2 separate regions of the Homo sapiens genome follow, and region 2 is linked to region 1. The links are chromatin loops, found by intact Hi-C in ENCODE. Cell type or tissue: PC-3. All regions are shown on one strand. Each heading gives the region's core, and the rest is flanking DNA. Links, peaks and the distances in the headings are about the cores only.

Region 1 (5,680 bases), core at 910-4,909:
TAATCCCAGCACTTTGGGAGGTCGAGCCGGATGGATCACCTGAGGTCAGGAGTTTGAGACCAGCCTAGCCAACATAGGGAAACCCCGCCTCTACTAAAAATACAAAAATTAGAGCAGCATGGTGGCGCATGCCTGTTGTCCCAGCTACTCAGGAGGCTGAGGCAAGGGAATCACTTGAATCCAGGAAGTGGAGTTTGCAGTGAGCCGAGATCATGCCACTGCACTGCAGCCTGGGCGACAGAGAGACTCCATCTTAAAAAAAAAAAAAAGAAAGTGGCTATTACTAGCATCTACTAAATGATATAGAATAGAACAGGAATGAATTTACAACATCTTCATCATGCATAAGAAGGAGGAGTATTGTTTCATGAAACATGCTATAATTGTGTATGTGTATGTGTAGCTGTGTGTGTGCATGTATGTGTACCTATGTGTGTGGGGGGGGTCACAATATAAATTGTACTGTCCATCTGGATCAAAAAAATTTTTAAAAAGATCAGAGGACAGGGCCAGGTGTGATGGCTCACACTTGTAATCCTAGCACTCTGGGAGGCCAAGGCAGGCGGATTGCCTGAGCTCAGGAGGTCAAGACCAGCCTGGGCAACACGGTGAAACCTCGTCTCTACTAAAATACAAAAAAAAAAACTAGCTGGGCGTGGTGGCATGCACCTGTAGTCCCAGTTACTCGGGAGGCTAAGGCAGGAGAACTGTTTGAACCCAGGAGGTGGAGGTTACAATGAGCCGAGGTCGCACCACTGCACTCCAGCCTGGGTGACAAGAGTAAGACTCTGTCTCAAAATAAATAAATAAATAAATAAAAATCGGAGCACCAGAACTTTCATGGTCTCGCACAGCCTAGAATGTCACAAAAAAATGACTATTCTTCCCCATGGTCTCGCACAGCCTAGAATGTCACAAAAAAATAACTATTCTTTCCCATAAGGCTGACATAAATGCCTCTCTCATGGAAACTGGAATCTCACTCTACTTTTAAGGATGCTGCCAAACTCAGTAGTGCCTCCCGGATGAGACAACATGAATTCTGAAAAGCAATTAAAAACCTAACCTCAAACGCTCACTGTCAGGCATTGTGCCGGCATAAATTGGTACAAACTTTCTGGAAAGATATATGACAATGTTCACCATAATTTTTAAAATATGGGTTTTTTGTTGTTGTTTTTTGTTTTTGAAATGGAGTCTCGCTGTCACCCAGGCTGCAGTGCAGTGGCACAATCTCAGCTCACTGCAACCTCCACCTCCCAGGTTCAAGAGATTCTCCTGCCTCAGCCTCCCAAATAGCTGGGATTACAGGCATGCGCCACCAAGCCCAGCTAAATTTTTGTATTTTTAGTAGAGATGGGGTTTCACTATGTTGGTCAGGCTGGTCTCAAACTCCTGACCTCAGGTGATCCACCGGCCTCGGCCTCCTAAAGTGCTGGGATTATAGGTGTGAGCCACCACGTCCGGCCAAAATATGCAAATGTTCCACTGCAAGACCCCTCTCCTATGAATTCACTGTAAAGAAATAGCCACGGGGGTCCCCAAAGATAACACTCAGGGGTATTCACAGCAGCGTTGCTTATGATAGGAAAAATATGGATATTTCCAAAAATAGGAGATTGGTTGAATAAATTGTTAGTATTCAGGTATTAAAAATAAGAAGTGAATGCATTTATTGACAAAGGAAGATGTTTATGACAACACTGTAATTTGGTGCAATTTTTTTTAAGACAGGACCTCACTCTGTGGGCCAGGCTGGAGTTCAGTGGTACTATCTCAGCTTGCTGCAGACTTGACCTCCAGGACTCAAGCAATCCTCCCACTTCAGCCTCCCAAGTAGCTAGGACTACAGGCGCATGCCACCACACCCAGCTAATTTTCTTTTTTTGGTAGAGGTAGAGTCTCTTTATGTTGCCCAGGCTGGTCTCAAACTCCTGGGTTCAAGCAATTCTCCCACCTTGGCCTCCCAAAGTGCTGGGATTACAGGTGTGAGCCACCATGCCTAGCCTGCAATTTTTTTTTAAAGAGAGAAAACTGCCATCTGCTTCTCACTGTGGGTAAAGAGAGAAAGTCACCTTTGGAGCAGATTTTGTATGTACTGAGTGACTGAGAGGCCCCTCCCTGTCAGCCACACTCATGTTGGGTGAGTCAACACCATTGTGCTAGAGGTAAAGAGTAACATGACCTTTACAGCTCGTCAGCCAGGAGTGATTTTGCCTCCCTGGGAACATTTTGAAATATCTGGGGATATTTCCATGTGTCATGACTTTGAGTTGGGGGATGTTACTGGTATCTCATGGGCAGAGGTCAAGGATGCTTCTAACCAAACATCCTTCAACACATAAGACAGCCCCCAGTGCATGGTCTGCCCCCCATTTTATTTTTGAGACAGGATCTTGCTCTGTCACCCAGGCTGGAGTGCAGCAGTGTGATCATAGCTCACTGCAGCCTCAATCAATGTCCTGGGCTCAAGTGATCCACCAGCCTCAGCCTCCCGAGTAGCTGGGACTACAGGCGTGTGCCACCACACATGGCACATTTTTTTGTATTTTTTGTAGAGACGGGGTTTCGCCATGTTGCCCAGGCTGGTCTGGAATTCCTGAGCACAAGAGATCCTCCTGCCTTGGCCTCCCAAAGTGCTGGGATTACAGGCGTGAGCCAGTGTGCCCGGCCGCATGGTCCCTTTTGATGCTGACTGTACCTGAATCAGGATCTGCCAGCAAGAAAAAATACAAAAGGGCACGCATGGAGGACTGGGCCGATGACCTGTTTCAAGTATGTTCTGTTTTGTTCACCGCTGCCTTCTCAGCCCTGCTGGCACCCCATAGCCACTCAGATTAGAAGACTTCTCCAGGCCTAGAACAATATTCAACAAATGCTTGTTGAATAGAGCAGGTTGAATCAAGCAAGGGCATCTGTGAGCCTCCACCTGACTCTGCCAGACTGATGCTCAACAGTGACACCTTGTGGTGGGAACTGCAACAACCGTGCTGATGGCCACTAACACTTCTCCGTGGCTGGCATGTGCAGAGCGGATCCCTTGGGACAGAAAGGCCCCAGAATTTGCAGAAAAATCATGAGGCTAAAGAGAAGCAGGAAGCCTCAGGAAGATGATATCTGATGTTCTGCTAATAAAGACAAACAGGTATCTGAGCAATTAATGGAAAAGATCCAGGAGGGATGACAATATATTTGGCCCCCAAACTGATAGAACAAGTCACAGAGGTTATTTTATTAGGTGAAAAAAAAAAAAATTTAAGCAATATGTGTGGATAATTCTATTTTTTAAAGTATACATATATCCATTTGTCAGGAAAAATTATACCAAAATGACAAGAGCAGTTACCTAGAGGGTGGAGCTTAGGGTGATTTTTTTAAAATCTATTTTCTGGTTTATGTTACAATTAATGCAAATTACTTCTGTTAAAAAAAAAATTAGAAGCTAGACATTGACCCAAAATGCAAAGCCACGTCAGAATGTCTAAAGTAAAAAGACCCTGGTCTCCTATTCACACTCAATATTTTCATATCTGGACCCTAATTATCCAGAACCAGATACCCTAAACCTCAGCGGGTCTTCCTGGGGCAAGAGTTCAAATCCAAGAGCTGCCCTTGCTGGTGTCTTCCGGCCTCCAAATCCCAGGTCCACGCTGCCTCTTCCTGCGTTTCGGATTTGCCCCCCAGGGTTGACTCTGTCTCGTCCTGGCCTGCAGTGGCGGGCACGGGATGCCGAGGGACCGCGGCAGCTGTGCTGGGGACAAGTCTCCACATCCCCGACCCCGGGGCCTGCTCACCTGACATGTGGACATTCCTGAGGCAGGAGAGGGAGGCGTTGAGGCGGGCACACTCCTCCCGGTTGGCTCCGTATTTCTCCACAGTCTCGCACACCTGTTCATCCGTCATCTCCAAGAGGTCCTCCAGGCTCAGCTGGCCGGGGGAGATTTCCTAGAGGAGGGGAGAAGGATTGTCAACCGTGGGGCAGGAACAGCATCTCTGCCTCCACGCTGCCCTGTAGTGGTGCCTAGAGGAGAACACTCCGCAGTGTAAACGCTTTGCATGACAGTGGGGTCTCCGAATCTCGGGTTTGCCACTCATTATCTAGATAACCTCTGACCAGTCGCTCAACCTCTCTGGGCCTCACTTTGCTCATCTGTAAAGTGGGACTCCTAAGTGTCCATACTTGGCAAGGTAGCGCAGGTGCTTAGTGCTATTATAATTACTACCCTGTCTGGCGTCAACACTGTGCCTGTCTCTCGAATGTTTATAAGGCAGGGCCCCATTTTTTCATGTTTGCTTGGCTCTCAGTGCCTCCCACTCTGCAGGGACTCATCTAAAATCCCAGCACAAACTCAGAGCAAGCACAGGACAAGGCAGGTGTGCTGGTGGCTGGGTCCCACTCTCTCTCTGCTTCCTCTCTTCTCTGGCTGCAGGGTCTAGGGCTCACACTGGTCTTCAGAAACCCTAATGGAAAAGGGGCTGAAAGTCCATGCCCCGTGCTGGAAATGAAACTAGGTTTGTTTTTGAGCCCCATGGGGCATGGCTTTGCATCCTAAGGCAAAGCAGAAACACTGGAGTATAGCGTGGAGTGGGGGAAAGGGACCTAGAAAAGGTAGGATTCCCAACTTAACGTGTTGGGCAGGTGAACTTTCACCGCCACCCCATGTTCCCAAAACAGTGTCTCCCTAGACCATCATATGGACACACCTCAAAATTTGTCAAGCTTCTATATTTATGCATCAGTATCTGTATGTATATATGAGTCTTCTTTTATAGCACTTACTACTCAACATTTTAACATATATTGTTATTACTTAAGGGTTTTTTGCCTTTTTTTGTTTTTTGTTTATTTGTTTGTTTGTTTTGAGACAGTCTCGCTCTTGTTTCCCAGGCTGGAGTGCAATGGCGCGATCTCGGCTCACTGCAACATCCACCTCCCGGGTTCAAGCGATTCTCCTGCCTCAGCCTCCTAAGTAGCTAGGATTACAGCCACTCACCACCACGCCTGGCTAATTTTTGTATTTTTAGTAGAGACAGGGTTTCACCATGTTGGCCAGGCTGGTCTCAAACTCCTGACCTCAGGTGATCTGCCCACCTCAGCCTCCGAAAGTAAATAAGGGTGAAATAGCCTACGGATGGTGTTTCTAGGGCAGTATTGCGGAATACATCTACCCTCTTGTGGTCATGTTTGTGTATTACAACAAGATACAGCTCCCACATTAAACTGATAGCCAGAAAGAAGAAAACTGTCTCAGTACAAAAAATTATCTTCAAAAATATGAGCTATGGTGCCTTTTCAACTCACCCAGGCAGGCAGGGGGCAGAGAGAGAAGAATAGTGGAGTCACTTAGAGGCTTTCTCAAATAGGGACACATTGCTGGTGAGCCCCTTTAAGAAAGGTGATGACCACGGATCTGTTTATTTCTGGTTGTTGTTTTTCTTAAATAGAGACAGGGTCTCCCTCTGTCACCAGGCTGGGGTGCAGTGAGGCCATCATATCTCACTGCAGCCTCAAACTCCTGGGTTCAAGCGACCCTCCCACCTCAGTCTCCTGAGTAGCTGGGACTACAGGCATGCACCAACATGCCTGGCTAATTTTTAAATTTTTTTGTAGAGATAGGATCTCACTATGTTGCCCAGGCTGGTCTCGAATTCCTGGCCTCAAGTGATCCTCCCACCTCGG
Region 2 (5,680 bases), core at 987-4,986, 110 kb after region 1:
CTGGACTTGGCTGGACCCTAAGTTACCAGCCCCTCTGCAGGGGCCCTCCCTAACCCTGCAAATCTGGGAAATACAAATTGGAATAATTGCTCAAGAGCATTCCCTGGGCAAGATGGATGAAAGTGGTTGCATGCTCTGTAGCATACTGGGACAAGGGAACTGAAAACAGATGCATTTCCTACAACTGCAACTCCCCCATAGCCATCCTACCAGTGCCTCCATCCCCCCAGTTTAAAAGGAAAACCACTAGGCAGAAAGAAGGCAATGCCCACTGCGGCACATCCCCATCCAGGAAGCTATCAGAGGATGGAGCATGTTTGAAACAAAAAAAAAGAAAACTTCGAAGAAACTTACACAGGAATACACAAACTAGCATTTGGGACTCCTGATTCAGAGGAACAGAAGAGAGCTCAGGTGGCTTTTTTGGGGTTATTTATTGACTGCATGCAGGTCTGAAGAGTCTGCTCTTGGGCACTGTTCAGGCAGAGACAGAAGGCTGGATCAGAACATCCCACACTTTTTCTTCCAGCAACAGAGCTCCGGCCTCACCTGCTCTCCCAAGCTCCAGGAAAGGCAATACCTGTGCCTCCCAACACAATTCCCACTCTCCCGATACACCTTGACATTGATCTTATTTCATCTCTGAGGATCACATTTCCAGATGACAGGTGCACACAGACATGCATCCTAGGGTAGCAAACAGCATGTTCTCTCTCTCTCTCTCTCACACGCGCACGCACACACACACACACACACACACATGCTGTCTCTCTCTTTCTCTCTCTCCCTCCCTCTCTTTCTCCCTCCCTCTCTCTCTCTCTCTTCTTTCAAAGGGATGACCTCCTGCATGTTGACATCCAGCCAAATTTAAAAATCACGGAAAAAAAAGAAATACCCAAAGCGAATCCGAGAAAAGCACCCATCCAGGCTACAACAGGGGCAGGAGGGCCACAAGATTCACTACGGACTGACGAGTTCAGGCCTTGGGAACTCATGTGCCAGGACCAAGATGAACGTCTCAGTACTGCTCATGCCCACTCCACCACAGAGGGAACCCCTGTTCTCTCAGCCCCACTGCCCCCACCCTCGGCGGATGCCAGCTAATGGAAGTTCCCAAATTTAATCAACCCATGCGTATAGCTGGGTTGGTTTGGGAGAAGGAAGTGAGCTGAACCCTTCAAACATTTTGAACAATGCAGATGTCCAGTGATCTCGTGGACACCAGGCATTTGGCATTTCCTAAGCCTCTTTAAACCTTCCTCCTTTGACCAAATGGCCTTCAGAAAAAAATAATTTCTGCCATCTTCTTTCTGAGTAACTTTGCAACCACCCTTCATCCCATCCCACTCCCCCAAAAAACTGTTTCAAACTCCCCCTCAAGTTCTGCCGGAGAGAATGTCACAAGAAGCCAAAGATAACTCCTCCTCCCCGACCCCTTTCCTCTTTCCTCACAGTCCCACTGAGATTCAGGAGTATTCTCCCACACCACCTATGTGTGCTGATTGAGGCATATTTTTTTTTCCCTTTTGTACGTTTTAGGCCTGCAACAGCTCACTGCATCAAAACGATTGGATTGGAAATGGGTAGTTCCATAGGAATTTTTTTTTTCATGCATCTTGCCTCCTGACATGTATATCACTGATTTAAAACAAAAAATCTAAGGAGCAAAAGGAGGGAGGGGAAGAAGGCCAAGAGAAGAAGAGGTCTACACTGACAGGCGGCCCCATTCTGTGAGCAAAAACCACCTTTTGACCACCTGCAGAATGCGCAAGGTCACGTGGGTTCTCTGCAGCTCCTTAATGTATTACCCGGCACACAAGCCCCCGTGGCATATAAACAAATCCACAAGCGGAAAAAAGAGAGAACTCCCTCCTCAGCGAGGAAGCGAATGACAACGGTAACAGCCGCAACAATAATAATAAATAAAGAATAACAATTACTACTACTACTACCACCACCCAGCCAAGCGCAGACGACAGCAGCACAGTAAAAGGATATCCAATGCAGGCTTTGCAAGGAGAGAAATCACAGAAAAGCAAACCGTGCCCACCTTGCTTGCCCACACCACCACCCCCAGCCCCCAATAAACAGAATCAGAGGGAAAGGGGACCGTGGGGAGAAAGGAGGGGGAAAGAAGGATTGCTTTTTTTTTTTTTTTTTTTTTTTTTTTTCCCGTAGGCAACACCTACCTCCAGGGTCCGGATTTCTTTTTGTGTGAGGTCGTTGGAGGTAGCACATTTGGTCCTAAGCCCTTCCAGGTTGGAGATGCTCAAGTCTATCATGTTTTGGACCAGTTCGCACTGCTGTAAGGCTTTTTGCAAACTCAGAGGCTGCTGCTCCTCGCTTTTCGTCATGTTTTCCTCATCCATCGCTTGCTCTGCAACCCCCTTCCCCTCCTCCTCCTCCCAGAGAGAAAAAAGAGGGGGGGGAGTAGAGGTAGTCTACCCTCCGCCTCTCCAACCACTGCGACTTCTCAACAATGTCTCATGAAGAAGAAATCCAACATCTCACACAGGGTTGAGGGGGTGGGAGTGGGAGGAGGGGACAAGAGCCAAAATTTATTATTTTATTTTGGGATATCAAGCGGACTCCATTAGAATGTCTCCTCTCTCTCTGAGTCTCTGGTCCCTGAAAAGGAGAGATGCTGTTTCTCAGAAGCAAACCAGGTGATGTGATGCTGTCTGTACACTTAGGGAGGAGGAGGAGGAGGAAAAAGAAGAGGAGAAGGAGGAGAGAGAGGAGGAGGGAGAGGAGGAGGAGGGAGAGGAGGAGGAGGAGAAGGAAAATAGCGCTCACTCTTTACACACCGGCTCCTTGAAGGACAAAATTATATATTTTTGGCTGGCTTGCTTTTATGTCAAAAAAAATCTGGTTTTCCCCCCTCCCAGTTGCAGGGACACGGCATGGTCCACGGTTTGGAGTGCTTTAGCGCGTTCTCAAGGTGCTGTCTGCATTGCTCCCGCGGCTGCGGCGGCTACTGCGGCTGGCTGCTGTCTCCTCCCCGCGCTGCTGCTGCTGCTGCTGCTGCCGCCGCCGGGCTCCGGGGGTGACGGTTGCTGCAATCGCTCCTGCCTCGCTCCACACCGACATCTTGCCTGTCAATCAAAGGGCGGGGGGGAGCGAGGGAGCGCCGGAGAGGGATGGAGACCAAGCGAGGGACCTGCAGGGGAGCGGGTTGGTGGAGAGGCGCCGTGCGCGCAGCCGCCCCAGCCGGGCCCCGGCCCCGGCGCGCCAGGGACCCGTCGGAGGAGGCGGAGGAGGAGCGCGCAGACTCGCGCACCTGGCCGGGGGGCGGGATTTCTAGGGGCTGCGGAGCTCGCGTGGCAAAGTGAAATTACTACCGGGAGTGCGTGCGAGCGAGCAAGCGAGCGATCGGCGGGCGGGGGCGCGGAGACAGCGCGCGCATCGGGCCCAGCCTGCTCCCGGGGGCGGCGGGGGAGGCCGGGAGTGTGCCCGAGCCTGGAGGCTGGGCGAGGGGGCGGGGAGAGGGATTTGGTGGCGGGGAGCGGGTGGGGGCCACTACTCCTGCACCGCTCTCGCGAGACCGGGCCGGAGTGCTGCTCAGCAGGTGCGCTCCGGCTGGGAGCAGGTGTGCGCCCAACTTTAAAACCCTCGGTGCGCGCCGGAGAGGCGTCGGCGTGAACCTGGGCACATCCCGTCTGTCTTTAGCTCGGGGGTGGTGTGTGTGTGTGTGTGTGTTTGCCTTTTTTGTTCGTTTGTCCTTTGGGTGTGTGTTTGTGTGTGTGTGCCTTTTTTGTTCGTTTGTCCTTTCTTGTTACTGGGGAAAAAATAAAGCGAACCTGATGATCTTCCGTGAATTTCAGGAAGCTGCCTCCTAGACTTGGTAGCCTGGCCCGCCCTGATGGCTTTCCATTTGGCGAGGAAAAGGGCCTTTGCCTTATTCTGAGTATTCCCATGTCCTACAAGTGTCTGTGTGGCCTGACCCCAGCATACCTAACTGACGTTATATCAGCAAACGATGGCTCCACAGTTAAGATGGTTTTTACCTTTTGAAATTTTTGGAAGCCTGGTGAGGTGGCTCATGCCTGTAATCCCCAGAACTTTGGGAGGCAGTCAGGAGGCTCGCTTGAGGCCAGGAGTTTGGGACCAACCTGGGCAACAACATAGCAAGACCCTGTCGCTACTAAAAATTCAAAAATTAAAAATGTAAATAAAATGGTTGGAAAAAAATGAAAATAACATTTTGTGACACGTGAAAGTTATGTGAAATTCACATCTCAGTGTCCACAAGTAAAGTTTTATTGGAGTACCACCACCCATCTGTTTATTGTCTGTGGTTACTCCTGCGTTGTAAAGCAGAGTTGAGTAGCTGCAGCTGAGACCGGTGGTTCACAACACCTGAAAGATTTACTGTCTGGCACTTTACAGAAAAGTTTGCTGACTCTTGATTAAATCTTTGTACTCTATGTCCACAGTGCTCAGAACATGCTTCACCCTAATCCTCTCCTGGTGGGTTTCTTCTTGTCACTGTTAACTCAAATATCATCTCAGAGAGGCCTCATCTCCCTAACCACCTTATCTAATAGTATTCCCAACACACATTGCCCAACAGATGTATTTAGAATGATTAGCAAAAGGCACCTCTTTCTTTAGGTGAACAGAGCCCTGTGCTGAGGACTGAGTAAGACGTGATACTCAGAACACATGGTATAATATGTCACTCTTAAATGAAGCCACTTGAAAAGCAGAGCGAACAGGAGCCAGTGGTGGCCACGTTGAATGACAACCTTTATTTTTAAGTTCTGGGGTAAATGTGCAGGATGTGCAGGTTTGTTACATAGGTAAACGTGTGCCATGATGGTTTGCTGCACCTATCAACCCATCACCTAGGTATTAAGCCCAGCATGCATTAGCTATTTTTCCTGATGCTCTCCCTCAACACACTTTTTTTTTTTTTTAAGACTGCCAGCTGACCCGGTGTGGTGGCTCCCACCTGTAATCCCAGCAATTTGGGAGGCTGAAGCGGGTGAATAGCCTGAGCTCAGGAGTTTGAGACTGCCTGGCCAACATGGTGAAACCCTGTCCCTACTAAAAATACAAATAATTAGCCTGGCATGGTGGCAGGCGCCTGTAATTCCAGCTACTCCCAGGCAGGAAAATCGCTTGAACCCAGGAGGCGGAGGTTGCAGTGAGCTGAGATTGTGCCATTGCACTCCAGCCTGAGCAACAAGAGCAAAACTCTGTCTCAAAAAAAAAAAAAAAAAAAAAACACAAAGAAAGAAAAACAATACTGTAAGCCATGGGATTTATAGCTATACAGAACTGAGTCAGTATTTTCAACATCTGTCAATGAGCAGGTGAAGTAAGTTCTCTATGTTCTCAATCTTTTGGACGATGAAGTTTATGAAATCCGATTCTCTGGTAAAATTATCTCTTTTCATCTATTTTCTCCAACTTTTCATTTTTCTTAAACATGTTAATTATGGTTATTTTAAAGCATTTGTCTAACTCCAAAAGCTTGATCACCTGTGGGTCTCTTTCTATTGACTATTTTTCCCTTTATTTTCAGTGATATGGTCCTGTCTCTTGGCAGGCCTTGTAATTCTTATTGAATGTCAGACGTTGAAAAAATGTACAGTCTCCAGGTGATAATATCTAACTCTGGAGAGGACGCACCCTTTCTCTGCAAGACAAATGGCATACAGATCAATTATCTTAA

Evidence for each region. A loop is a pair of places that touch in the nucleus more often than their neighbours do. Peaks named below come from ENCODE experiments on the same cell type or tissue, not always from the same donor. Only the 100,000 strongest peaks of a DNase experiment are listed, where the experiment ranks them.
Region 2: it touches region 1 in a loop (2.8-fold over the local background); 1 of 110 quality-filtered maps calls a loop at or near these places.

The regions. Positions count from the first base shown.
Region 1 is chr12:117,851,634-117,857,313 of GRCh38, forward strand. KSR2 (kinase suppressor of ras 2) reads right to left here. Exons shown (of 20, transcript NM_173598.6): 3 at 3,795-3,945. Among named protein-coding and RNA genes, the nearest start is that of KSR2, 110 kb to the right of the region's middle. In PC-3, for the core only: a CTCF peak has its summit at 2,968 (motif pointing left); DNase peaks (open chromatin) are centred at 2,148 and 2,958; H3K27ac peaks cover 2,501 bases.
Region 2 is chr12:117,965,887-117,971,566 of GRCh38, forward strand. It overlaps KSR2 (kinase suppressor of ras 2), which reads right to left and starts at 3,104. Exons shown (of 20, transcript NM_173598.6): 1 at 2,190-3,104. The coding sequence starts at 2,369. RefSeq lists silencers at 3,117-3,386, 3,397-3,506. In PC-3, for the core only: no CTCF peak of the experiment used is centred there; a DNase peak (open chromatin) is centred at 3,405; H3K4me3 peaks cover 3,267 bases; H3K27ac peaks cover 1,231 bases.